Regions from separate parts of the Homo sapiens genome. Here all the other regions are linked to region 1. Evidence: chromatin contacts called from ENCODE Hi-C or POLR2A ChIA-PET data. All regions are on one chromosome and are shown on one strand. The core of a region is the stretch at or near the end of the contact, and the rest is flanking DNA. Distances in the headings are between cores, read along the strand shown.

Region 1 (7,004 bases), core at 3,733-6,232:
GTGAGCGGAGATCGCGCCACAGCACTCCCGCCTGGGCGACAGAACGAGACTCCGTCTCAAAAAAAAAAAAAAAAAAAAAAAAACTATTTTCCAAAACAAAAAATTTAGTAAGAATGGCATGCTTTTGCATTTCTGTAAATCTCTTTAATTCTGGCTAAACCAAAGATGGCTGGATTCTCATAGCTGCTTCTGCATTCAATCTGTTGCAATAAATTGTTCTAGTTGAAGCATATGAAGAAAACCTGGCATCAAACCAACATTATAACTGTTTCTTTTTGTTTTGTGGAGATGGCTATGTCACCCAGGCTGGTCTTGAACTTGTAAGCTCAAATAATCCTCCCACCTCGGCCTCCCATAGTGCTGGGAGCAACATTATAACTGGAAAAGAGGAGTATTTAGTATTTTCAATTAATATGAGTAGTCTTCTTTGATACTACACCAGAACTCCACAAGTGGCAGTTTTGCAAAGATTAGTTACAATATGAAAGTTAAAACCCTATTAATAAGCCCTTGGTACTCTGTTGCATTAAAATCTGGTTTACCTTGCACTCTGAATGTACCCTTGAATGCACATATGATTTTATTACATCACAAATGGTCATTTGGAAAATATGGGTTCACTGAATTATACAGGTCTACCAAATATTAAAAAACATTCTTTTTTTAAGCACACATTATACAGCATTAAAACTATATGCATTAATATTACCACCAATGTCAGCAGAAACATCTTTTAAGTATTGGGAAAAACCGTCAAGCTCATGATGGAAAAGCAAGCTTTCTAAAATTCTATATTTTGCTTGAAAGCTCCAATTTTTCACTGGCCAGGAATAGTCAGTTGTTTACCTTGGAGTGACAGACTTGCTTTATTCTCATTTAAGTCTCCTAAATACTCAAATATGAATATCCACAGTTCATCACTTGTTCTTTCAGATAAAAATGGAGCTCCATGAGAACACCAGTTTAGCTCACAAATCAACATACAAGTGCTCCTCAAAACCACCATTCTACTCCCCAGTATACAGCTTCACAAGTACTTTCCGTGGTCACAGTACATTAAATAAACAAAGTGTCAAGATTTAATAAAATTAACCTCCTTTTACTGTTTCATCAAAAGCTTTTTAAACTATGAGTGTGCAGTCTTCAAGAAATAAAATGACAGCCGGGCGCCGTGGCTCATGCCTGTAATCCCAGCACTTTGGGAGGCCGAGGTGGGGGGGGATCACGAGGTCAGGAAATCGAGACCATCCTGGCCAACATGGTGAAACCTCGTCTCTACTAAAAATACAAAAATTAGCTGAGCGTGGTGGCGTACACCTGTAGTCCCAGATACTTGGAAGGCTGAGGCAGGAGAATCGCTTGAACCCGGGAGGTGGAGGTTGCAGTGAGCCGAGATCGCTCCACTGCATTCCAGCCCGGCGACAGAGCAAGACTCCGTCAAGAACGGAAGGAAGCAAGGAAGGAAGGAATCAAGCAAGGAAGGAAGGAAGGAAATGACTATATACAATACCGGTTCTCTGCCTTGATTGTTCCTATGATGGATACAGCATTTTCCACCACTGCTTTTGCACCGTTAAGTACAAATGTTGAAAGACAAAACATCTCAATAACATGAAAATAGTTTGAACATTATGTACCCTCTGAAAGATCTCAGTGGTCCCCCTCCCCAAGCATCCACAGATCCCGCTCTGGGAAGCACAGACCATCCACCAGCAGGTACCAGTTCTGCTTGTTATGGCGATGTAAAACTACTACAATTCCCTCTTTTTTGTGCAGCCCCCGAAAACATTTTTGCTATTGTCTCGCCTAAACCTTGCAGTAACTCTTTTTGGTAACTTTGACAACATTCTATGCATGTGGCATAAATGCTACTGATACTGGTTACTCTCCTTCACACCTTTTTATCATATGTGTGATACTCAGAACTGAGCTGATGCCAAAAATATCTGACCAACACAGAGTAGGGCAGAAATACATCTAGTTTCCATAAGGGCATCACACTTTTCGTTAATGCCGTGGTTCTCAACCAGATTTTGCACCCCAGGGCACATCTGGTAATATCTGGAGACATTTTTGATTGTCATTACTGGGGAAATGGAGGGGTGGAGCTCCCGGAATCCAGTAGGTGGAAGCTAAGGCTGCTGTTAAACTACAATACACAGGACAGGCACCTGCAAGGAATGAATCTGGCATAAATGTCAATAATGACTAGGTGAGAAACTGTTTAATGGATCCAAAGACTATCAAAACTTTCAGAAGCTTCACCACCATGACTCTTAAATCAGACTATAATCTTTCCAAAAGTATGTTTGTAGCTACATATGAAATTTAGACAAAATATGGACACTTGATCAAAATGTTCTGTAATATCCTAAATTTCGATAATTTTGATTTAAATTCATTCCGACAACTCACCTAGGGTCCATGCCCCAATGCCACTCACCCATCCAAATTTAACATTAGGACAGGTATACCAAAAATGAAAGCCAAACACAATATAGCCGGGAAATCACAATCCAACACATCAAAAAAACAACATTTATGACAGTGTGACAGCAGTACATGAAAAACAAAGCAACTTAATGAGGAAGAAGCCCTATTTTTCTTTAACTAGGCATTCTTTGGTCTCTCTATTGTTTACTACAGTAATTATCGTATACTTACTTTTTGAGTCTCGCTCTGTCACCCAGGCTGGAACGCAGTGGCATGATCAAGGCTCACTGCAGCCTCAGCCTCCTGGGCTCAAGCAGTCCTCCCACCTCAACCTCCCAAGTAGCTGGGATTACAGGCATGAGCCACCACGCCCAGCTAACTTGTGTTTTTTGTTGAGATGAAGTTTCGCCATGTTGCCCAGGCTGATCTCAAACTCCTGGCCTCAAGCGATTTACCTGCCTGGGCCTCCCAAAGTGCTGGGATTACAGGCGTGAACCACCGCGCCTGGCCCCGTCTTCCATTTTACACACTTGAACTAACTCGCGAAGAATTTGAAATACCTAAGGTCTTTCACAGAAATGTATACCTTCCCTCTTCAAAGAATGTTGGGGGAAAGTAGGTATAAAAGTACTTTTAATTCCTAGAAATAAGACACAAATTACTTAATGTTATTTCTTCATTGAAGCCTTTTAAGGTTTACATCTATCATTTTTAATGCTGGTATGATTATCAGAAAAAGAAGTCCCTTTTCAAAGACAGCAAAATGTTAACTTAATAACGCAGTCATCACGACATCACTGCAAACATTTATCTCCTATTGAACTGAGAAACACCACAACAATCTTGCTTAGACTCAGTTCTCCTAGGGTCTCTTATTCTATGAAAGGGAAAAATCAATAAACAGAAACCATGCAGATTCCAAGATTTTAGACCTGTATAGTTAGTTAAGTCTAACAAACGTTTTCATCACAGAAGTAATGTGATAGACTTCTTAATAACCTAAGGGGGTGGGTGGGAGCCATGGAAAATCCTTTTAAAATACATAAATTGCGATAGAAGTCATTAAGGTCTGTGCCAAAGTTAGAGTCTCACCTGTAAAGAAACACATTCACACACATATATAATTGTAAAACTACAATCGGTGATTATGTGCTAAAGAAATTATCCTTACTTACAAAAAAAAAATAGACCTGAGTTACTACATTCGATGTCTAGAAACCACAAAAATCTTTATCCTGAATTTAACCAAAACTTTGAGTGTCAATTACATGTTGCGTTTTGAGGCTACTAAGATGAAGAAAACTCGGTCCCTGGTCTCAAAGAGGCACTCTTACGCTTCAATATTCAAAAATGGAAGAAATGCAGTCTCACTATTTAGGCCTCTACAATGCTGTATATTTGCAGGAAAAAAAAAATCCGTAATCTACTGGCAATGAGCTGCCAAATTATATCTCATTATCAGAAAGGGGGAGGGGAGAAAAAAACTTTTTAAAAACCCACCAAGAAAAGAAAAAGGCGCAGTGGCATTAGAAAGCATAAAGAGACTAGCTTCAAGCCTTACAACCAGGAAAAAAAAAGTATCACCAGAGATAGAGAAAGAAGGAAACAGAATGAAACCTGGTTACCCCATCAAAACAAAACAGGGAAAGCAATACATAAGTCGTTTTGGAGGAGGGCACCCTGTGAAGTGCCCCCTTCTCCGACCGCCTGTGAATGCTAGGGAGGCGGAGGTGGAGGCAGGCGGACTCAACGCTCAAAGCTGGGCTTTTAACTCGTGCTCCTACATTCAGACAAGGTCAGTGGAAAGGGGCTAACTCCGGCGCACAAGACAGGCATCTGGAAATGGGAGGAAGAGAGTGAGCAAACTGAGACAGACCAGGAACAGAAAAGCAACATCGAATGGGCCCGAGGGGCGCCGAGAGCGAGCCCGAACCCCAAGTGCTGATCCCGCGTGCAGCAGGGTCGTGGTTCCCCACCACCAGGCAATGTTTTGTTTTCGGGTTGTTTTGATTTTCTTTGTGGACGGGGCGGAGAAGCTGGAGTGGCCGGGCGAGTTAGAGGTTCCGCCAGCAATTCCGGAAGGGGAAGGCCCCCGGCCCGACGGCAGCTGACCCAGCCAGGAAGGGTCGGGGGACGCGGGAACCCAGCACACGGGGGGAAGTGCGGCGGCGAGCGAGCGAGGAAACAGGAAGGTCCCCAGTCCTGCCTGCCTCCTACCAGCGGGGAGGGTCGGGCTCGCGTGCCACCCTCTCCGCCTACCTCTTCCCCTTCCCGGACGCCCCCCAAGGCCCAGCCGGCGAGCGAAAGAAAACAGAATACAAATTACTTACAACGGCATCGTCTCCGGCGCCGGCACCGCCCAGTCACTTCCCCCCCGCAACCGCCGCCGCTGCCGCCCTGGGCATGATCCACTGAGGCGGGAGGGAGGGGGGGGCCTGCCTCAGCCCTGGGTCCAACCCCTCTCCCGCACCGCTCCCGCCGCTTTAAGCGCTTCTCCTCCTTCCCCTTCGTCCTAACATGGCGCCCGAGCGCTACCACAGCAACGTTCTAGAACTGCTGACGCCACCACGCACGCCGTGCGTGCGCCTGCGCACCAGCGCCGTCCGCCGCGAAGCCTCACGGGAAGCGGAGTTCCTAAGGCCGCCTGCGGCCCGGCAATTACCCCCTGGGTCCTCTCACACTTAGCAGTGGGTGTCAGATGGTGGAAGGGAACGCTCAGGGAGGCCCCGGGCGGTGAGTTGTCCCTCGGGCGGGGACGCCCTCGTGGGCAGTGCGGCGTGGACGGCGCAAGGAAGAACCCGGAGAGATCCCAAGCCACGAGGCACCGCTTCCGGCGCATTGTGAGGTCCCACCTTTCCCGCCGCCTGAGGTCGCGGCGGCTGCTCTTTCCCGGAGCAGCGTCCCTGGAGGCGCTGCCAGGGGGTGAGGCACCCACGCGTGCACCGTATGTACCCCCCAGCGCGGCGCTTAGAACGACTCGCATGAGTCGCTGCCTTGGGTTGGAACCGGTTACTCCGCCGCTTCGTACTGGACTGCAAAGTAACAAGTACTTCGCCGGGCAGCGGTGCCGACCCCGTGTGCTACGGCGAGAGGTGCTTAGCCTAGAGCCGACGAAAACATGTCCCCAGGACTCCCTTTCCCTCCCAGACTGCGTCCCACCAGATGGAGCTTTCCGTCTGTTTTAACCACCAGTGTATTCCTGATGCCTGACCCAGGCGCTGAAATATTTGTTGAACGAATAAATGTGTAGGTTAGGACTGACGACAGTCCGCGAATTCTGGAACACGGGCTGATTTTACTTTTGAACAAATGATGCACTGGAACTTCCTGACAGAGCTGACCTTTTATAGGAACATCAATGGCAGTCACCGCTGGCATTTTAGCAAAGGTTGTCTTGGTCATAATTTCCCCTTGACTGTGTTTCCAGCCCTTAATCTATATCGGGTGGGACCTGGAAGTCTACCTTCTCGCCACCCCTCGGCAAAAGTTTGAGAAAGTGTTTGAGGCAGAGCCTCCTCTCTCATATGCCCTCCATCTGCGAATTAGAACGAATTATAAGTTCTACGGTGTCACATAGGGGGTTAGCGGAGAGGAAGAGGGAAAGAATCAAATACAGGACGCTGCCTTAACCAAAGTTCTAAACTCTAAATGTAATAATGTGCATTTGTGAGTCCTCAGGAAGTTTCACAAAGGCTTTCCCTTTTTTCACAGAATGTCTAGTAGGACTGGTGACTCCGAATGGGAAAAACACAGGACCTAGACCTGCCCTGTCCATTAGTGTAGCCCCTTGGCCACTTAGGGCCACTGAGCACTTGAAATGAGGCTAGTTCGTTTAGGAGGCACTGGAAGTGCAAAATACGCACGGGTGTCAGTTCGACGAATGTGAAATACCTCACTGATCACTTTTTATATTGATTGCACGTTGAAATATTTTGGATATATTGCAGTAAAGAAAATGTAAGCCGGGCACGGTGTCTCACACCTGTGATCCAGCACTTTAGGAGGCTGAGGTGGGAGGATCGCTTGGGCAGGAGTTAGAGACCAGCCTGGGCAATATAGGGAAACCCCCGTCTATACAAAAAGTTAAAAAAAAAAAAAAAAAAAGAAAAAAGAAAAAAAAATTAGCTGGGCATGGTAGTTCCTGCCTGTGGTCCCAGTTACTCCGGAGACTGAGGTAGGAGGATCCCTGGAGTGGGAGGTGGAGGCTGCCGTGAGTCGTCATCTCACTACTGCACTCCAGCCTGCGTTGACAGAACGAGATCCTGTCTCAAAAAAAAAAAAAAGAAAATATACTATTAAAATTAATTTTACCTGTTTTTTTAAATGTGACCACTAGAAAATTTTAAGTTATATATGTGGCCTTCATTTCCATTAAATAGTGCTGATCTGCAAACAGACTTATATTTGATTGTCATTTCTTCCATTTAGTCTCTTTTCCTCTTGTCATCAAGGTGGCTTTGGCTGGAGACCCAGTAGCATAGTTGTCCCTAAAAGACTGAAAATCTGAGATCCAGATAATTCAATAATGTATTAAGGCTATGGACTTCAAAGCAGCTTGTAAAGATATGCCC
Region 2 (7,592 bases), core at 4,568-7,067, 3.6 Mb before region 1:
TTAGAATTAAAGAAAGGCTTTGGGTAAATAAAGTCTACATTCAGTGTTAAACCCTGACACCTTCTTTTCTATCCAAATTGGTTGCCCACATCATGGGCAATCAAGACGTTTGCCTTTTCTCCTTGGATGTCACCCTCTCAGATGCCTGGACAGCTGGTCTCCATTACTCTGTGAAGTCTGGTGCAATCTGGAAAAACACTCCAACCAACTGTTGGGGGAGTCTGACATTCCTAGACTGACCCTGTCTCATATGCATCTCCCATACTCTTTCAAGGCCACCGGCGTAGCCCTTTCTTTGGGGAGCCATCTGACAGCCACGTGGACGTTAAGGCTACTCAAACCTCAAAAACATTTATATATTTTGCTCTGTGTCTTCATCTCAAAATTTGTGTCCCCAGAGTCTGTGACTCTGATCACTTGTGAAGTGGAACAGGTTTTAGCACAGCCTTGGGACAACTGTAGAGGCCTGGCTTGGGCCAAGGATTGGGACAGTATGTTCAGCTCCAAGGATGAATCAACAGCCTGGGAATGAAGACCCCGGCTCTGCCCTTACAAACACCCCTGAAGACACAAGTAGCCACTTGGACTCTGTGCTATTTACTAGGCACAGGGACAAACATGAATGCATAACACAAGCGTCCTGCTCTGAAAGAGCTCTAGGCTGGTAGGAGAGATCCTGAGCCGACAGAGCATCGACAAGAGATACGCACGCAGGCACGGGGTGCTACAGGACAGACGAGGTCTCTTTTGTCTCTTGTGGTATTAACAGCACAGAATGACGGAGACTGCAAAATAGAGATCAGGAGGGCCTCGATTCTACCCTTGACTCTGCAAATTGGGACAAGTTTAGCTTTGAGAAGTTAAAGCTGAGAGGGCAGATTTTGATCCTCTCAGAGATCAAAAGCTCCGTCAAGTGACAACAATGTGACCTGGAATACGATACTTTGTAGGCCCTTGTTTTCTTTTCTTTTTGAGGTAGGGTCTTGCTCTGTCACCAGGGTGGAGTGCAGTAGTGTGATCACAGCTCACTGCAGGCTTGAACTGCTGGGCTCAAGCAATCCTCCCACCTCAGCCTCCTGAGAAGTTGGGACTATAGGCTTCAGGCATGCACTATCACATCTGGCTAATTTTCATTTTTTAATTTTATTTTCTTTCTTTCTTTTTTTTTTTTTTTTTAAGAGAGGAGGTCTTACTATGATGCCTAGGCTGGTCTTGAACTCCTCAGCTCAGGTGATCTACCTGCGTTGGCCTCTCAAAGTGTTGGGATTACAGGAGTGAGCCACCATACCCGGCCAACCCTTGTTTTCTTATCTGTAAAGTGGCAATAGTGATACCAGACCTCAAAGGATGAGAATTAAATAGTATGTATATCATGTAACTAGCGTAATGGTTGGTGTATAACACTGAGAAAAGCTGAGCTGTTGTTATTTTCCTCCTCTGTGGGTTCAGTTACCAAAGCAAAGCCATTGGACTACACTAGTTCTCATCCATTTTCTGCCCCAGCCCACCTGAGTATCGTAACATTCTCATGAGAATAACCTAGAATCTCCAGAGGAATGTTTCTCAACTAGAGGCACATGGGATTCTTTGAGACAGAGGAAGGCAGAGAAGCTTCAGAAGCTCTCCAAATGATTTGGCTACAGGTCTCTAGGGAAGTGCGGGTTCCCATGGAGAGTGAACGGACTACGTGATCTCTGAGGGCTTGTTCAATTGCCTCTGGGACTCTCTGACTTGCCCGTGAGGACTGGAAATACCTGTGAGAAAGGAAACACCAGGTGTTCCTGGAGACTCCTCCAAACCCTCACACAAAGGCGTACAATTAGGTGCGAAGGATTGTAAGCTGAACCCCGGCTGTGCGAGACTTCTTATATCTTTACAGCTTCAAGATGTGCAGCACAGTGGAATAAACAGTAATGACTGTGCCCAAGCAGCCACAGCTCCTTCACTACCTGACAGCAAGTGAAATGTCTGTTTTTCTGGTCTCTTCTCTAACATGCCACACCAGGAAGCTCCACTGAGTAGCAACTTTGGTAGCACAGGAATCTTTAGGACCATATATCAAAGTAGTTAATTAAATCCAGCAGTTCAATAAATGTGTATTGCCAGGCAATGTTTTAGGCACTGGGGATACACCACTGAACAAAATAGGCGAAAATCCCTGCCTTCTGGGAGTTTACATTCTTGAGGGGTAAAGACAGTATACAGTAGAACAAGTAAGTTCTATAATACGTTAGAAGATAGTACGTGCTTCGGAAAAACCCACAGCCTACCAAAGACAACAGAGAGACCAGGGAAGGAAACGAAATTAACTGGCTGGCCCCAAAAGTGGCAGACATATCACACATCCATATCACGTTTCCTGCTGCTGCACCGCGACCTCAGCTACTTCCTGCTCAGGTCAGCCTTGTTCAACCCACATTTCCTGGGAACCTGTGCTGCTAGGCCCACACCTCTACAGATTCTTCCAGCTAGCACCCCAGCTGCCCCAGCGTGGTGAAAGGAATCACCACCCACCTAAGCCATGTCTGACTCATGTTTCCCCCACGCCCATGTGTGATCCACCAGATAGTCCTGGAGGCTACAGCACCACGGCACTTCCTGAATCTGGTGACTTCTCACCGCCTACCCTGACTGCTCCACTGCTGGCCCAAACCACCCTCACCTCTTACCTGGATGACTGCGGTAGCCTCCCAAGAGGTCATCCTGCCTCCATTCTTGCCACACTGCCAGCCATTATCCACACAGGGCCCAGAGTGATTTTCTTAAGCTTCTATGAGATGTCTTTCCCTTTGCTTCAAACCCTCCCTCCAAAGGCTTCCCCTAACTAAATTCTGACATACGCGCTAAATTCAGCACAGCTCGCAGGCTTTGCCGTTGGGCCTGATAAAGCCTTCTGTGCCCTTATTTGCCTTCACTCTTCCTTCTTCATGTTGCTCCAGCCTCTGTATTTTTCTTGACCCTTGAACCCACCAAACCATTCCTATCTCAGGGCCTCGTCCCCAGCTGAGGATACTTGCTGCCCTTTCCACCCCAAAACCTTCAGATTTTAGCATGGCTGCCTCATGTCCCCACATGTCCCCTAAGGCGTGGCCCAGTCACTCTCTACCACACTGCTCTATTGTTTTCACGTCTCTTGTTGATGGTTTCTTGACTATATTCTGCCTCCCGACTCTGCCCTCAGTTTGAGGACAAGACTGCCTGTCTTGTTTACCACTGTGTCCCTAGCACCCAGAGCAGCCGCTGGGTGACTGGTTGCCTGTGATGCCTGCCAGTGCCTTCTAAAAAATCATCCCTATTCTTCAAAGTTCACCTGAGATCCCACTTTCTCTTTGAGGTCTTCCCTGACAGTCCCCAACTTCTCAACTCTTACTGCCCCTCCTGTCTATGCTTATTACTCTCTGTGCTGCAGGGTCCTCACAGCCAGTCGCCTCCTCATTTCTGTGAGTGCTGTCTTCCTCACTCCCTACCAGTCCCTGAGGACAGAGGCAGCTCTAATTCAGGCGTAAGAGCAAAAGGGCAAAGCATCTGTGGTCAGGAGGCACAGGTTCAAGTCCTGGGTCTATCACTCACTGGCTATGTCTCTTGTCAAGTTACTCTCTCCTGTGAAACAGAAACAATAAAAACAATGCTAGCTGGGTGTGGTGGCCCACACCTGTAGTCCCGCTGAGGCAGGAGGCTTGCTCGAGCCCGGGAGTTTGAGGCCAGCCTGGGCAATAAAGCAAGACCTCATCTCTAAAAAATACAAAAACAAAAACGCCCCACAACACTACCTTCAGGATTATTGCGATAACTAAATAACGTCAGTGAAAGCATTCTGTACGTTGTCATGCACTCAAGAGAATTCCCAGCTCCTAATCCAGTCAGGGCTTGGAAACTGTTTCTTGATTGGTGGGTAGCCAGAGCTAGAGCTGGTAAGATATATTTTCACATTTAAAAGGTCCTTTGTATCCCCACCACAGGCGCCACGGTATCCCCATGTGTCAGTCAGCATGAGGAAAAACGAAAAGTTCACAGCTCCTATGGCTGCTGACCTTGCAGCTCCACGAACGCTGCTTCCACCAGGACTGTCACTATGGTGCCAGGCCAGGGACCTGTGGCAGAGTGCAAGCAGCCTTGTACGGGGGAGGGACGCACCAGAAAACCTGGGCTTTTGCTTTGGTTCAGCCACTACTCCGCTCCCCGTACACAAATTCTGCTCCACACTGGGCCTCAATTTCCTGATCTGCGCACTCAAGAGCTGGGCTAGATTAGTGTAATCTTCAGACTTGAAAGTCATCACCACCACCAACAATGACTGTTTTTTCTCAATGAATTATCAAGGAATACATAGAAAACATAAAAGCAGAGTTATTTTGGCTGAAGTGGAGAATAAGGTGCCCAAAACATCTTATCTACTGTAGATCACCTCCAAGGTCTTTTCAAGATGGAAATTTCTAGGATTTCTACGATTTTAAAATTGAAAAAGAAATTGCTGTGCCTCATTTACTTTTGATATAATTTTCTGCAATTAGTAATTGACACGGTAGAATAAGCTGCTAGAAGTTTTCACAATGTAATTTACAACTGAAAATGACTTTGGAAGTTGATATGCCTTTGAAATGAAAAGCATTCTGTTTTCTAAAGCTCCACTCACGAGTCCTCTAAAGTTAAAGGAAAGTTACTAAAATGACAGGATCAGAAATAAAGCCAACTGGAAAATAAGCAGCCCTGGACAAGTTCTACCTATCACCACGTCAATTTTAACAACTCACTGCAAGCTGCTTCTGTGCCTGTGTAGCGTGCTGCGAAAACCACCGGATGAGGCCAACCTCGTTAAACCCTGGTTCCATTCCTTCCCCAACCTGCCATGTGACCTTGGACAAACCCCACAACTTTTCAGAGGTTTTCTCAGCTACGAAACAGGAGTGATGACAGCGTTCTCATCAATCTAACACGGCTAAAAGATTCAAATAAGAAAACTGGCGAAATGGCACTTTGGAAATTGTGAAATAATTTTCAAAGTGAGGGATTGTTACTTTATGCTAAAAAACAAAGCTGTCATGAGTCAATCAAACAAATGCCCCAAACCCCACAGGATAAAAGTCTGTCTGTCCTATCATCTATAATCTTTCAGAGTTGTAGGGCAGGGGAGAGGCAGGTCCAAAATGTAATCTCACCTTTAGAGAGAACAATCTCAATGAGGAGTGCGGTTTGTAGACTGGCTGGTATTCACACATGTGCTCAACAGCAATAGCCTAAGTCCACAAGTCTCTCAAGTGGAGGGTCAGGACTCTTGCTATTAAGTTCATGAAGTTCCTATCATAAAAAGAACCCTCTCTGCCTATATTTAGAAAAAACAACCAGTCTCGGGTCATTCTAGAGAGAAGGGCCAGGACTCACCAAATGTACCTCTGAGCTAAACAACAATTCCCCTAGATGGCTCAGACCCTCCTCCCTATAATGAGAGGCAGGTGCTAATTTCTAAGTAAGTCCTTGACTCAGAAGCCATTAAAGGTCACAGGCATCAAGAGACACAGGCCTGTGTAATGGAAAGACCAGCGGCTAGAGAGGGAGCAGACTGTCACTAACCTGCTGTGTAACCTCATGTAAGCCCCCTGCCCTCTGGTCATGGACTTCTCGATCAGTATACTAAGGGGACCTGAGATAATTTCTACAGCCCATTCACCGTTAAGATTCTAGGTTTCCTCTTGACATCCCTCTGTCCCCTGCACTGGTTCCAATACTCACCTTGTGGCCATGGCTGAAAAGTGGCAGCACAGGGAACCCTGAGGAGGCGAGTCCTGTACTCCCACCAGCCTATGTTGATCAGAGGACCACAGACCCTCTGAAGACAGCAACTTGATTTTTATAGCCTACTTAAAACCAAACAGGAAAAGGAAGCTGAACCAGAGACAAAGGGGAAACAAACCCAAGTGAAAAACTGAAACCTAGGTAGAAAATAGAGAAACAAGAAGCTAACACTGCAGAGCCCCACCAGCGTGGGCGGCTGAGAGGCACTGCACAGGCCCAACCCCCCACAGCTGGCAACCTCAAGCCTCTAAGTGCTTCCTGCAAGGGTGCAAGGGTGGGTGAAGCCTGCTGGAGGTAGGGGCCAGGTCATGGTGCTGGCCCCCCACTAACTAGCTCTATAGTCTAAGTCAATGCCACTTAAGATGTCTGAGCTTCAGTTTTCCATCTGTTATAGAAAGTGCAGGCTCAGCACAGATGACTTCCTATAGGCCTTAAGAAAAGGCTACAAGAACTCGGAAGAGTCCCCACTGACTCTCCAGAGAATAGAAGACTAGATGATAAAGGCTATAAGCTGATCAAGTCTTTTTTTCTTTTTTGAGACAGAGTTTCACACTCCTGTCACCCAGGCTGGAGTGCAATGGCACGATCTTGGCTCACCGCCACCACAGCTTCCTGGGTTCAAGCGATTCTCCTGCCTCAGCCTCCTGAGTAGCTGGGATTATAGGCATGTGCCACCATGCCCAGCTAATTTTGTATTTTTAGTAGAGACGGGGTTTCTCCATGTTGGTCAGGCTGGTCACGAACTCCCGACCTCAGGTGATCCGCCTGCCTTGGCCTCCCAAAGTGCTGAGATTACAGGCGTGAGCCACCGCGCCAGGCCACTGATCAAGTCTTCATATTTGACTCTGGAACAAAATTTGTACTTCTACCGAGGAGACAACTCTCTCTAATGATGACATTTAAGTCAGCAATTTAGAGCCTGAAAGGAAAACACTTGAGGAATACTGGAAACTTGGCTTTGTCACTTGTTTATTAAGTGGGTGGCCTCAACTGTAAAATGGGGTTATACTTATTTTGCCTATCTCCACAGGGTTCTCATGAAGGTAAGATCCAGTCCAATCTTTCTTTCAAAATCTACTGAGAACTCACTAAGAAGCATGCACTGTGTTAGAAATCACAGACAAAAAATTGAGAACGACTGTACTTGTCCTTAAAGGACTTTTATGGTTTAGAAAAGAAGAGGTTGATAATGTTAGCAAATATTTAATAGATCCATTAAAATATTATTGATATAGTGAAAAACAGCTGTACAGAGTACAGTACAAAAGAAGTATCAGTTCTAATTGGAGAGATGAATGCACTTTGAATGCTAAAAATGCATTTTAAAAGGCTTTTAATGATATACATTTCCCTTTAAGCACTGTTTTAGTTGCAAACCACAGTTTGGATGTATTGCAGTTTTCTTTTTTCTTTTGGTTCAAAATATTTTTAATTTTCTCTAGTGATTTCTTCTTTTATCCATGGATTATTGATAAGTGCTTCGTTAAATTTTGAAATATTTGGTGTTTTCCTATATCTGTTGCTACCTATTTCCAATTTAATTCTACTGGGGCCAGAGAACATATTTGGTGTGACTTCTTCCTTTGTTTTTCCTGGTATGATCTCAATCCTTTCACATTTATCAAAATGTGCGTTATGGCCCAGCATGCAGTCTACCTTGGCGGATGTAGCATATGCACAAGGAAAGAATGTGTATTCTGAAACTGGTCGGGTGCAGTGTTCTAGAATGTCAATTAGGTCATGGTGGTTAATAGTATTGTTCAGAACGTCTACGTCCTTGTTACTTTTTGTTGCTGTTGTTT
Region 3 (4,160 bases), core at 1,066-3,565, 3.9 Mb before region 1:
TTTTTAGTAGAGACGGGGTTTCACCGTTTTAGCCGGGATGGTCTCGATCTCCTGACCTCGTGATCCGCCCGCCTCGGCCTCCCAAAGTGCTGGGATTACAGGCGTGAGCCACCGCGCCCGGCCTGCCTGGAACATTCTTCCCCCAGGTATCCCATCTCTGTAGCAGCCAGCTGGACAGACAGGCCCACAGCACAAGGCTAAGGTCCTGAGGTGTCCGTCTACCCAAGTGTGCAGGGAGCAATTCTGAGGGCATGATCCAAATCCACCCATTTCACTCCCAACACACAGATTCACACTGCAATGAATTTCTACTTGTTAAAAAAAATCTTTCTGGGCAGGGCATAGTGGCTCATGCCTGTAATCCCAGCACTTTGGGAGGCCGAGGTGGGCGGATCACCTGAGGTCGAGTTCGAGACCAGCCTGGCCAACATGGTGAAACCCTGTCTCTACTAAAATACAAAAATTAGCCGGGCGTGGTGGCACACGCCTGTAATCCCAGCTACTCGGGAGGCTGAGGCAGGAGAATCATTTAAACCCAGGAGGCAGAGGTTGCAGTGAGCCAAGATCGCGCCATTGCACCCCAGCCTGGGCGACAAGAGTGAAACTTCGTCTCAAAAAAAAAAAAAATCTTTCTGAAATTCTGAACCATCATACACAATACATGGTTATCAATTAGTTCCCAGAAAGAAGTGCTTTGGTAATTTTTTACTTCTGTGCTGTTAGCACCAAGCACAATCCAGAGAAAAAGAAGGGTGCTAGGCACTCCTAGGACAGCAGAGGGCGCGGTGGAACAGCACAGAACGCTCAGGCAATAGACCGACTTCCAAGAAAACCCAGTGCACCCAACCTTAATCAAACACGCCAAGCTCCGCCTCCATCCCCCAACAGGTGGAGTCAGGTCAGCATCAACAGATTCCCTCCAAGTCCTTTTCTAAGTCATTCCAGACAGCCTATTACCCATCTCTTCTTCTAGACAATGGGTTTCTATGTCCCCTGGAATCAACCACCCAACCTCTTCCACACCTTTCCCCCAAGTGGCATCATTCGCCTGAGGGTTCCACTGGTCTACAAGTCAGGTCATCATTCCATAAATGTCTGTAGTCAGCCTCCTCTAGTAATGCCGCCCCCGTTCGCAGCCCATTCCAGGCAGGTAACAACTTCCACACGCAAAGCCAGAGTTTAAATAAAACGACCGGGCGCGGTGGCTCACGCCTGTAATCCTAGCACTGTAGGAGGCCGAGAAGGGCGGATTACCTGAGGTCGGGGGTTCAAGACCAGCCTGGCCAACATGGTGAAACCCCGTCTCTACTAAAAATACAAAAAAAAAAAAAATTTAGCCGTGTGCAGTGGTGCGCGCCTGTAATCCCAGCTACTCTGGAGGCTGAGGCCGCAGAATTGCTTGAACCCGGGAGGCGGAGGTTGCGGTGAGTGGAGATCACGCCACTGCACTCCAGCCTGGGCTACAGAGCGAGACTTGGTCTCAAAAAACAACAACAACAACAACAACTTCTAAAGCCAGCCAGCCAGCTCATCTCCAATGGAACTAATATAATATGAAAGACTAATTATAAACTAATGGAACCGTGCACTGCAAATAATTTGGCATTTCTGTTCTCTAAATGCTAAGCCTGGTCCCGAGGCCACTCTCAACTCCTCTGCCCAGGCACCACCCACCATGCACCCAGATTCCCACCACCAGGGTGCCCGTGCTCCCTCTGGAAGGAGATGAGGGATTAAACGAAGAGGAACAGACAGTAAGATGGAAGGGAAGGCAGGGACACTGGAGAAGAGTCTAAGGAAGGAGCGAGTGACTCTGACAGTCACTATCAGCAAGTCAGCCCCATGAGGACAGGACTTTCTGTGTTTTGTTCACTATTCAATGCCCAGCGTCTAAAAATATTTCTGGAATGCAAACGGGTGGGAGGGGGAGATGCTAGGAAGTAAAAGAAATAGGATATTCCCATTCAACAAACATTTCCTGATTACGTACTCTTTGTCAAGCCCTATGCTGGGTCTGGTGTGGGTGGAAATCAAACACAAAACACAGATCCCCCCGGAGGCCCCAGAGCGATGAAAGCAACAAACAAGATACGACCAGAGATGGGTTTTGAAGGATGAATAGGAGTTAGCTGAGCTGTCAATAGTAAGAAGTAAGGTTGGTCCAAGGCACAGCGCTTTCTGAAGGAACAGGAAGTGAAAGGAAGGCGAGCGGCTATGAGAGACCGCGTTAAGCGGCACGGGGCGCTTTAGGCGCTGCCCAGTCCCGGCCCCTCCAGCCCGGGGCCCGCCGCTCACCACACGCACCGGAAGCGCTCGGTTCTCCCGGAGGCAGACCGGCCAGCACACTACCATCCAGTCACGTTCCGACGCGACGCCGCGGCCGCCAGCCAATCAGTGGCGGCCTCTGCCCCGCCCCCGCGCGAACAGCCAATGACGGCGCCGTCGGGCCGGAAGTTGTTCCGTCCGGACGGCGTTTCCACGGACGCCCAGGAGACAGCCGGTTGCTGAGCCGGGAGCGCTGACTGGCCCGGCTGGGCAGGGTAAGCGAGGGGAGTAAGGCCGGGGCGGAGTGAGGAAACAAGGGAGGGAGTGATGGAGGGACGCTGGCGCGGCGCCCAGTGGCCTGGCCCTCCCGGGAGTATCCTTAGAGCCCGGCTTGCTGCCCGCCGCGTTCTGGCACTGTGAGGCGCGGAGCCTGCCACCGACCCCTCGCCCCTTTCCTCTGAGCGCCGCCGACCCACCCCGTCTCCCTTTCCCACTGGCACCCTTCATCGTCTCCGCCTGTTCGCTTTTCCCGAGGAGAGAGGCCCCCATTTTTATTTAGCGCCTGCCATGTGCCAGAGGCTTTGCGTAGTGTTGCACTTAGTCCCCTCAACGGTAATGTTAGCAGGCTTCTCCATGCCCATTCCACAGATGAGGAAACCGAAGGGGAAGCAGAAAAGTAATGCGACCCTTGCCCAAGGTTTCGAATAAGTCCAAGCTGGGATTGAAACCCAGGCGTCTGTGACCCCAGAACTCCTGATCTTTCCACTGCACTGTGCCGCCTCGGTGAACAGATGCGGGGAATTTACAGTTTCTCTTTCCACCGCCCACGACTACACAAAATCAGTCACACTGACGCTGAGGGTGGGGAACGGGAAGAGGGTGGGGAGGTTATTTGGAGGCCAGCGGGGGGTGAGGGGTGGCTGATGCAATGACCAGCTAATGGCTCGATTCTCAAGAGGGTTTCATTGGTCTCAACCTGGCCCCCCAGGCAACCCACCCCTGATTGGACAGTCTCATCAAGAAGGTTGGTCAAGAGCTCAAGTGTTTCTGAGAATCTGGGTGATTTATAAGAAACCCTTAGCTGAATGCAGGGTGGGGAGAACGAAAGACAAAAGCATCTTTTTTCAGAAGGGAAACTGAAAGAAAGAGGGGAAGAGTATTAAAGACCATTTCTGGCTGGGCAGGGCACTCTCAGCAGCTCAACTGCCCAGCGTGACCAGTGGCCACCTCTGCAGTGTCTTCCACAACCTGGGTATGTATTGCCATCTTTGCCAGGCTTAGAGCTTGTTCGTGTTTTTAGCAAAGTGCTGAAAACCTTGGTTTAGGGGGTCAGGACTTGTGTCTTAGGATTAGGGTGTTATGCATTTTACTTCTTCCATTGACCCAAAGTTCAGGTGATTCACTGCTCCCATAGGGAACAGAGATCCTGGCTGAGCAGTCGCGGGCTTGGATCCGTAGCTTGCCTCTCAGCACCGTCATGCTGTCTGTCATAATTTTCACTGATGCACCCTCCTTCTGTGCTCAACATCAGAACGTATTGTCATTCTTATTGTGACACCCAAAAGTGTCTCGTGCCTGGCTTCATAGAAATTAATGTCTTTGCCTTTTAAGATAATGTTCATGCTGTTATTTGGCGGGGAAAGCAATCTTTCTTTTAGTGTTTAAAAAAAATGGAACATGATGGGTCCCAAAAGGTGTCAAGAAATCCTTGCTCTAAAGAAGTCATTTTCTTGTCCTCTGGGAACTTGCCAGTCCAAAGGTATTGTCACCTACACTCTGGGGCCAAGATAGAAAGGATGGTATTCTACCTCCTGGTGGTATTCCAGGGATCCAGAAACACTCCTGGGCCACATTCTCTTCTCACCTGCTCCAGAATTGGCTGTCTTGATGCCACC
Region 4 (7,632 bases), core at 3,093-5,592, 3.2 Mb after region 1:
AGTTCTTGTCCCATGTCAAGGAAGAATAAGTTACATGGACAACTGGAGGGGAAACAAACTTAAGAAGAGCTTTTTTGGGCAACCAAACAGCTCTCAGAGGAGCCAAGACCCAAAGTGCGTAGACTCTATGAGTCTGTGAGTTAGGCTGGGTCTGGGGGTTTTTATTGGCTCAGAATGAAGTGCATGCTGATTGGTCCATGGGCAGGAAGAAATGCATGCTAATTGGTCTGTGGGCGGGCCTGGAAAAAGCACTACTTTATTGGCTGAAAGGCATCAAGGAAGTTCTCACTCCAGGTCGTGGACTTCACTGGGAACTGGCAGCCTGGCCCCCAGGCTTTAGGCCATCTCTGGTTTGAAGGTGGGGTTTCACCAGGGACCCACCCCTTCCCACCTAGGAACCTGTCTGCCTCCCACCACCATCACAAGGGGATAGTGTGAAGCCATTCATGAGGGATCTGCCTTCATGATCCAAACACCTCCCACCAGGTCCCACTTCCAACACTGGCGATTACATTTCAACATGAGATTTGGAGGGGACAAACATCCAAACCATATCAGTACATTTTGATGCACTTAAGTTCATATTTTAAATACAGTTGAATCTATGAATCTTGTCTTCATGATTAATGTTTTCTGTGACTTGCTTGTCTTTTCTTCCCCAAGGCAATGAATATTTTCCAATATTATTTTCTAAAACCTTTATTAATTGTATTATTTGTTAATTTAATAATTATTAAGGCCATGTGCAGTGGCTCACGCCTGTAATCCTAGCACTTTGGGAGGCCAAGGTGGGCGGATCACGAGGTCAGGAGTTTGAGACCAGCCTGGCCAACATGGTGAAACCCTGTCTCTACTAAAAATACAAAAAATTAGTCAGGCATGGTGGCACGCACCTGTAATCCCAGCTACTCGGGAGGCTGAGGCAGGAGAATCACTTGAACCCAGGAGGCGGAGGTTGCACTGAGCTGAGATTGCGTCATTGCACTCCAGCCTGGGTGACAGAGCAAGACTCTGTCTCAAGAAAAAAAAAAATTGAAAATTGAATAATTATTAAGCACTTCTTAATTAAGCATCTACAAGGTACTTATCACTGTTCTGGGGTTTTCAATCCTCTTCACCTTTTAGACTTCAGGAAATTCAGAAAAATGCATGAAAACAGGATTGTTACATGCAGAGAAATAGGGGGAGATAAAATTTGTCTTTTCTCCTTAATTTCAAAAACCCAGCTTCCATCCTGTATTTCCAGGAAGATGAGTGTGGGAATGGGTTTCAGTGGATGGTTATGTGTGGTAAAAAAGGGGGGTACAAAGGAAGGAAAAGACTGGAGTGACAGACCATGGAATATACCATGAAATGTTGATTACTCTTATTTTCAACATAGATGACCAGGTGGATGGGATGCCATTCACTGATGGAGGGAGTGGAGAAAGGAACAAAACATAAATTCAGGACTTTTGGTTGAAAGCCACAGAAGTTCACTGTTTTTACCCATTTCCAACTAACTTAAGATAAAAAGAGGTGTTAGGGCAACTTAATGGCTTCTAAAAATGAAAAGACCAGGGATGGGTTGGTTTCAGGCCCAGGTAGGCCCAGGTATTCAAATGATGTCATGGTTTTCCTTTCTCTCACTTTGTTTCTTTGTTTATGGTCTTCCTCCTTTCCTACCGCACATGGCTTTCTCCTCATTGGCAAACAAAGCCAATTTACATGTCCTTTCGAGTCATAATCCCGGAGAAATAGAGTAAGAAGAAACATCTCCTCTGAGAGTGTGGCAAAAATTTCCAGAAAAGGTTCTGGTTGACCTATTTGTGTCATATGGCCATCCAGATCTATCTGATTCTAGAATGCATGCTGTTAACCACTACTTAGTACCATCTTAACACTAGCCTTAAAAAAATGTTTTTCACTCTGTCTTCTTATTTAGATTCTAAGCTCCTTAAGTACAAAGATCCATTTATTTTTTACCCCCAGCATGTAGTACCGTGCTTGGCACATGGTACTGGATACTTTAAATGTGTATCGGACTGAACTAAAATAAACATCTAAATTCTGATGAGTGTGTAAACTGAGCTAATTCAGGATCTCAAAAGTACAGTTAAATGGTATAATAAGGAAACAGTGAATGAATTAAAGGGTAGAAAAAAATCATGGATCACTTACAAATGGTTTCTAGATCCAAACAGTCTACTAGAAGTCTCCAGCTGTGCAGATAGACAAAAGGACAAGGTGCAACCAGCAGACCTTACTTGGCTTTTCAAAAAGTTTTAGATTTCCACATCAAAGGCTGTTAGAAAAAGTGTTATCCTGAAATTACTTAGAATTCTATTGTTGTTGATACCATTTTAATTTTGTTTTTTAAATTGTGGCTAGGAAATAGAAGCAAAGTCAAGTAATAAAGGTTAGTAATAAGTGTAAACAGTGGGGACTGATCTTATTTAACATTTCCATAAATTATAAAGAAGCAGTGTTTACACACCGCTTTTTAGTTTGCTAATCATAGCTCTTTCAGTTAATGCAATACAGTCATCCCCCATATACTATATACGTGGGATTGGTTCCAGGACCCACCACATATACCCCAATCCAAGCATACTCAAGTCTGCCTGTCCGTCCTGTGGAATGTGAGTATAAGAAAAGTCGGCCCTCTCAATACGGTGTTTAGAATCCCATGTACCAGGTTGCATTGATCGATCCGCACAGTTCAAACCCGTGTTGTTCAAGTGTTAACTGTATTTAGCAAATTAAGACAAAGGTAAAATGATGGAAAATAACAGTAAATGGCTTGAATTTAGATAAGGTTCACTTACGCCTTTGGGGAAGTATAAAAGTGTGGAACAAGAGGTGGACACTCAGAGGTAATCATTGGCTCCAATTAGATGGACCTATTTCTTTTATATTTTCTCACTTTTCCATGCATTTCTTGTCTATCGCCCTGAGGCTGTATGTTCAACTGAAGTGACCCTTACCAGCTAGAGGGGAATTTCAGGCAAGGGACTGCTACAATCTCTGCTACAATCTCCAAACCTTCAAGGATTGGGTAAGAGGGTGAAAAGGGTGAGATGGGTAAAGAAAATGAAGTAATACAAATTGGAAAGAGCTATCCTTTTCAAGGAAGTAAGGTGATGAAGAATGAGGGTGAGGAAAATACAAATCTGAAGGAAGTCCAGAGGAAAACAACAATGATATTGTCTCCAACTGAATATGAAAAGCATAAAATAATGGAGGGTCAAGAGATGGTTAAAAACACATCACAAAATTCCAAATTGCTCTTATCCTTTGAAGCTTAGAGGTGGTTTCAGAACAACAACAACAAAAAACTGTGTGACACAAAACTTGTTAAACAATGGGTAGAGATTGAAAATGCAAATACAATACTTTCAAATAAATTCCCAGAGTTGCTAATGTCTATCAGAGGAAAAGGAGGTGTAACGGTGCCTCCTCACTGGGTTCAGAATGCCTGGGTTCTGATCTTGGCTTGCCTACTTGTTAGTATTTCTGAGCCTGTCTCCTTGGTTGTAAAACAGCAATAAAAACACCTATCCTGACTACCACAAAGGGTGGCTTTGGCGTTCAAATGAAACCATGGATCTCTCTGGAAAACGACAGTGCCCCATAAATACAGTATTTTTGTTATTGCATCGCTGAAATTATTGCAAACCCCCAAACAAGGGGCATCTAGGGAAGAGCGACTTGGCTCTCCCACGTGGCGACTGTGTGTTTTCATCAATTTTGTCCTTTGTTTACAGGGGTATCTTGTTAAGGAAAACTTTTCAGTGTCTTAAAGATTATTTTTTAACCTACTACACAAGTAGCAAGGTGGTGCCTGTAAAAGTACCATGCAGACAAGTGCTTACGATAGACAAGTGCTCACTGCCAAGAAGCAGCCACCGGAATGCCAGGACTGTCAGCAATGACTTTCCGCGGAAGAGTTGTTCTCGAGAAAGATGCACTCATTGCATGCGACCACCCGAGGGACGCCGGCCGCCGAACGGAAACATGAATTCGTGGAAATGGCCATCTGGTGACGTAGTAGTGACACAGTTCTTATATTCTGATACATTTAATAATGTGTCACAATTCGCTGGACTAAGCAGGATGCTGCCACAAGAGGCAAACTCCCAGCGACCCGACGCCCGGCTCCCAGCCGACGAGCAAAAATAATGCGCGCGCACTCCGCTCCCATGGATCCAGCGAACGCACCGCCCCCCCACGCGGCCCGACTCGCGCGGCGACGTCGGGCCACGTGACCCTGAGCGGGACGACGGCAGGGGAGGGCGGGGGCTCCGGCCGGCTCCGCAGCGCCGCGCAGGCGCCCCAGGGCCACGCCGAACCGAGCCCCTCCTGCTCCGTCTAGGAGTCAAAATGGCGGCGAGGGGAACCTGGAGCAGTCCCGGAGCCTGAGCCACTGACAGGAGAGGAGAGGGCGGCGGCGGCGGCGGTGGGAGGAGGATGGCCGGGGGTGCTGGCGCCGGTGCGGACGGCGGTGCTGGTGGCGGCGGCGGCGGAGGCGACGGCAGCGGTCCCAGCGGCAGCAGCAGCGGCGGGAGGAGCCTCCGGGGTGAGTGTCCCTTGGTGTCTCTGAGGCTGTGGAGCCGAGGCTGTGTCCGGTGTGGCGCGGGGCGTCCGGGAGAGGAAGGGGCTGTTCTTAGGCGTGGGGGCGCCGGGGCTGGGGCCAAGCCGCCGCGGGAGGCGCTGGGGCGCCGGGCGGGGAGGGGCCAGTCGTCCGTCTGGGGCTGAGGCGCGGCGGCGCCGGACTGGCCGGTCTCTGTGCGCTCCGAGGGGCGGGCTGGAGCGCGCCGCCGTCCCTGGGGCAGGGGCGCGAGGTGTGGCGCTCGGGGCGGGGAGAGCGGCCCGAGGGAGTCGCGACGGCAGCCCGGCCGGCTTTGGGCTCCGGGCGCCGAGGGGCGGGACCCGTCGCTCCCAGGACGCTGAGAAACCGCTCCCGAGACGGGGGCGCGTGTTTACCCGGGTGCGGGGTTGCGACCGCCAGGGGTGGGCGTGAGAGTGGCCGGCGGGGTCTGGGAAGGGAGCAGGCCTGAGGACTGCTACTCCCAGGGGAAGTTAGATTGTCCGGGTAAGTTACTATTGCGGGATAAACCTGGAATTGAGCTTTGACAGGTTGGGAGGGAGACAATACCGAGTGTTTGATAAAGAAGAGGAGGCTGTGCTTGTTGGACTACTTGAATGGCAAAAAGTGTGCATATTTCAGTACCTTATTTGCACAGTGTTTGCTAGCTTTACCCCGAGGGTGAGAACTTTCTCACCGTTTTTCAAGAAACTCTGAGGAGTGTTGTTTCTCCTGTGAACTACAATTGCACGTCTTCACATACCAGCACAGATAATAAGTACTCTGGAGTAGGCCTAATTTACAGAAGCAGTCTTGGTTATCTACACCAGAGCACTGTTAACTCTGCGAAAACATCTTACTGTAATGAGAAAGTAGACATTTTTACAGAATTACTTAGCTTTTTCAACTAACAACCTTTTTGGGGGGGGGGAGACGGAGTCTCGCTCTGTCACCCAGGCTGGAGAACAGTGGTGCGATCTCGACTCACTGCAACCTCCGCCTCTCAGGTTCAAGCGATTCTCCTGTCTCAGCCTCCCAAGTAGCTGGGATTACAGGCGCCCGCTGCCACGCCCGGCTAGTTTTTGTATTTTTAATAGAGACGTGGTTTCACCATGTTGGCCAGACTGGTCTCGAGCTCCTGACCTCTGGTGATCCGCCCGCCTCGTCCTTCCGAACTACTGGGATTGCAGGCGTGAGCCACCGCGCCCGGTCTGGTCAACTAACAATCTTTTGTCCCTAATAGCATCTGTTTCCTTTAGATTGCTGAAATGAATTGCTTTCTTCCTGAAATGTGGAAGAAAGACTTGAAATTGCTTTGCAAGAATCATACGTTGTTAATAGCAACTGTTATTAGACTTGTCATGGAATTTTGGAGTCAGAAAAACTTTTAGAGATCTAAAGGTGTGAATATTGTTTTAGAGCCGGGAAACCAGACCCAGAGAGGCGAGTGACTTGTTGTGGATCCTACAGCTGGCGATGGATTAGACCAAAACTAAGATGTAGGCCTCTACACCCCATTACCCCATTTAGAGAGCTCATTGTTACTACACTGCTGAGCTGCTTACTTTTCATTGATTGCATTCTTCACCATTCACTACCTACCCCTATCCATAGGGTTTTGGTGTAATAAAGTTGAAAGCGAAAATGAGAGCCTCTGTCTCATTCTGACAGCTACTTCAAGTAACTGATGAAGATTTTTTTTTTTTCCTAACCTGAACTTAATAAAAACGGAGTGATATTTCGTTTGGAGTTTTCTTAGGCTCATGACTACATTTTCACCCAGTTTTAGCATGGCTCATTCTTGCATGAATTCAGTAAAACTCATAGGTCAATATTCTGTCCCACAAAACCTGACTACTGTATTGTTTTGTGTCCCAACACCAGCATTTAAACAAGGTTTTTCTATCAGACTCTGATTTTAGGATTTAAAGCACCTGTGTTGATTTCTAGGTTACACTACCTAGTTTCCAGGTATCATCTTGAGTCACAGCATTTTTATAGTGTGTCTCAGGTAAACCTTCGGAAGTGCAGTAATGCCAAAGTTATTCTGATTTCAGATTCTAGTCACGGAAGCTCACACATCCAAAATTACATAGGTGACTGTTGAAGGTCTGCTTTTTGTTTTGCATTAGATGAATGATGTGGAAGAAAGGAAAGAAACATAATATTAGGTTGGTGCAAAAGTAACTGCAGTTTTTGCCATTAACATATAGACTTTTCCCTCAAGTTCTTATTGGAAAGATCAGGTGTACCAACATGAGTCTCGAAGACAATCTAGTGAGTTCTACTAATGCAAAGAATGCTGTTGGTATACAGGGTAGAGAGAGATGAGTGAGACCCCAAGAGTCCAAAGAACTTGGGAAACTTCGGATTTGAGCTGGCCTATGAAAGTTTAGATTTACCGAGAGATTGTAGCAGTTACTTTGTGAGGAAAAAGCAAGAGTGTAAAGTGAAGATTAGCTTAGGGGGAGGGAAATAGAAGGAGACTAGGATGAGCTGACAACTGAATTTCCTGAGGAGAATGTTTTCGTTAGGAAACTTTAGTCAGTTGGAAAGCTATTTGTCTGTAGAAGAGTTTGAGTGCTGAATTGAGGAGATTTCTACTTTTATCCTGTTGTGCAAGGTATAGAGAGCCTTTGAAAGTTTGGAGGCCAGGGATTAATGTGGTAAACCAGGAAGGTAAACCTGTTAATGATCTACAGGTTAAGTTAGAGTGAGGAGAGAATGTAATGAACCAAGGAAGACAGTAGCTGCTGTAGTAACCCAAATAGGAGATCTTAGACCCGGATAAAGTCAGTAGGAAGGATTTGGATAGCAGATATCTGTGGGCTTAATTGTGGTAAAATCCACATACAATTTACCATCTTAACCATTTTTAAGTGTATAGTTCTGTGGCATAAGTACATTTACATTGTTGTGTAGCCATGCCATCACCACCATCCATCTGTAGAATTCTTTCATTTGGAGTTTTCTTAGGCTCATGACTACATATTTCTAAACCGAAACTGTCCATTTTCCCTTACCCCCAGCCCCTGGCACCCACAGTTCTACTGTCTCTTTTATTT

Evidence for each region. A loop is a pair of places that touch in the nucleus more often than their neighbours do. ChIA-PET counts read pairs that join two places held with the same protein, here RNA polymerase II (POLR2A). Pooled maps may share reads with other maps.
Region 2: a loop to region 1 is called in a map of naive thymus-derived CD4-positive, alpha-beta T cell, with 10 times the contacts of the local background. The contact joins the promoter of EVL here to the promoter of PAPOLA in region 1. A Hi-C loop is called at or near these places in 1 of 168 maps with a recorded cell type or tissue (naive thymus-derived CD4-positive, alpha-beta T cell), 5 of 37 single-sample maps with no recorded cell type and 8 of 50 pooled maps. POLR2A ChIA-PET finds 5 or more read pairs at or near these places in 1 of 52 experiments (endothelial cell of umbilical vein).
Region 3: a map of CD8-positive, alpha-beta T cell shows a loop between it and region 1 (10-fold over the local background). The contact joins the promoter of WDR25 here to the promoter of PAPOLA in region 1. A Hi-C loop is called at or near these places in 1 of 168 maps with a recorded cell type or tissue (CD8-positive, alpha-beta T cell), 1 of 37 single-sample maps with no recorded cell type and 9 of 50 pooled maps.
Region 4: a map of natural killer cell shows a loop between it and region 1 (21-fold over the local background). The contact joins the promoter of BTBD7 here to the promoter of PAPOLA in region 1. A Hi-C loop is called at or near these places in 3 of 168 maps with a recorded cell type or tissue (B cell, CD8-positive, alpha-beta T cell and natural killer cell) and 9 of 50 pooled maps.

The regions. Positions count from the first base shown.
Region 1 is chr14:96,500,360-96,507,363 of GRCh38, reverse strand. PAPOLA (poly(A) polymerase alpha) reads right to left here and starts at 4,982. Exons shown (of 22, transcript NM_032632.5): 1 at 4,764-4,982. The coding sequence starts at 4,771. PAPOLA-DT (PAPOLA divergent transcript) reads left to right here and starts at 5,038. Exons shown (of 1, transcript NR_122121.1): 1 at 5,038-5,716. RefSeq lists enhancers at 2,333-2,832, 4,490-5,085, 4,909-5,168, 5,086-5,680, 5,681-6,277 and 1 more and silencers at 4,669-4,788, 5,227-5,570.
Region 2 is chr14:100,063,647-100,071,238 of GRCh38, reverse strand. EVL (Enah/Vasp-like) reads right to left here and starts at 5,817. Exons shown (of 14, transcript NM_016337.3): 1 at 5,728-5,817. The coding sequence starts at 5,738. It overlaps LOC124903379 (a long non-coding RNA gene), which reads left to right and starts at 7,195. Exons shown (of 2, transcript XR_007064329.1): 1 at 7,195-7,592. RefSeq lists enhancers at 4,944-5,013, 5,074-5,153, 5,534-5,673, 5,724-5,803, 5,854-5,943 and 6 more.
Region 3 is chr14:100,374,640-100,378,799 of GRCh38, reverse strand. It overlaps WDR25 (WD repeat domain 25), which reads right to left and starts at 2,315. Exons shown (of 7, transcript NM_001161476.3): 1 at 2,305-2,315. It overlaps WARS1 (tryptophanyl-tRNA synthetase 1), which reads left to right and starts at 3,453. Exons shown (of 11, transcript NM_004184.4): 1 at 3,453-3,517. RefSeq lists silencers at 2,182-2,231, 2,422-2,481 and enhancers at 2,992-3,351, 3,362-3,501.
Region 4 is chr14:93,329,746-93,337,377 of GRCh38, reverse strand. BTBD7 (BTB domain containing 7) reads left to right here and starts at 4,342. Exons shown (of 11, transcript NM_001002860.4): 1 at 4,342-4,558. It also overlaps a transcript of UNC79 not described here.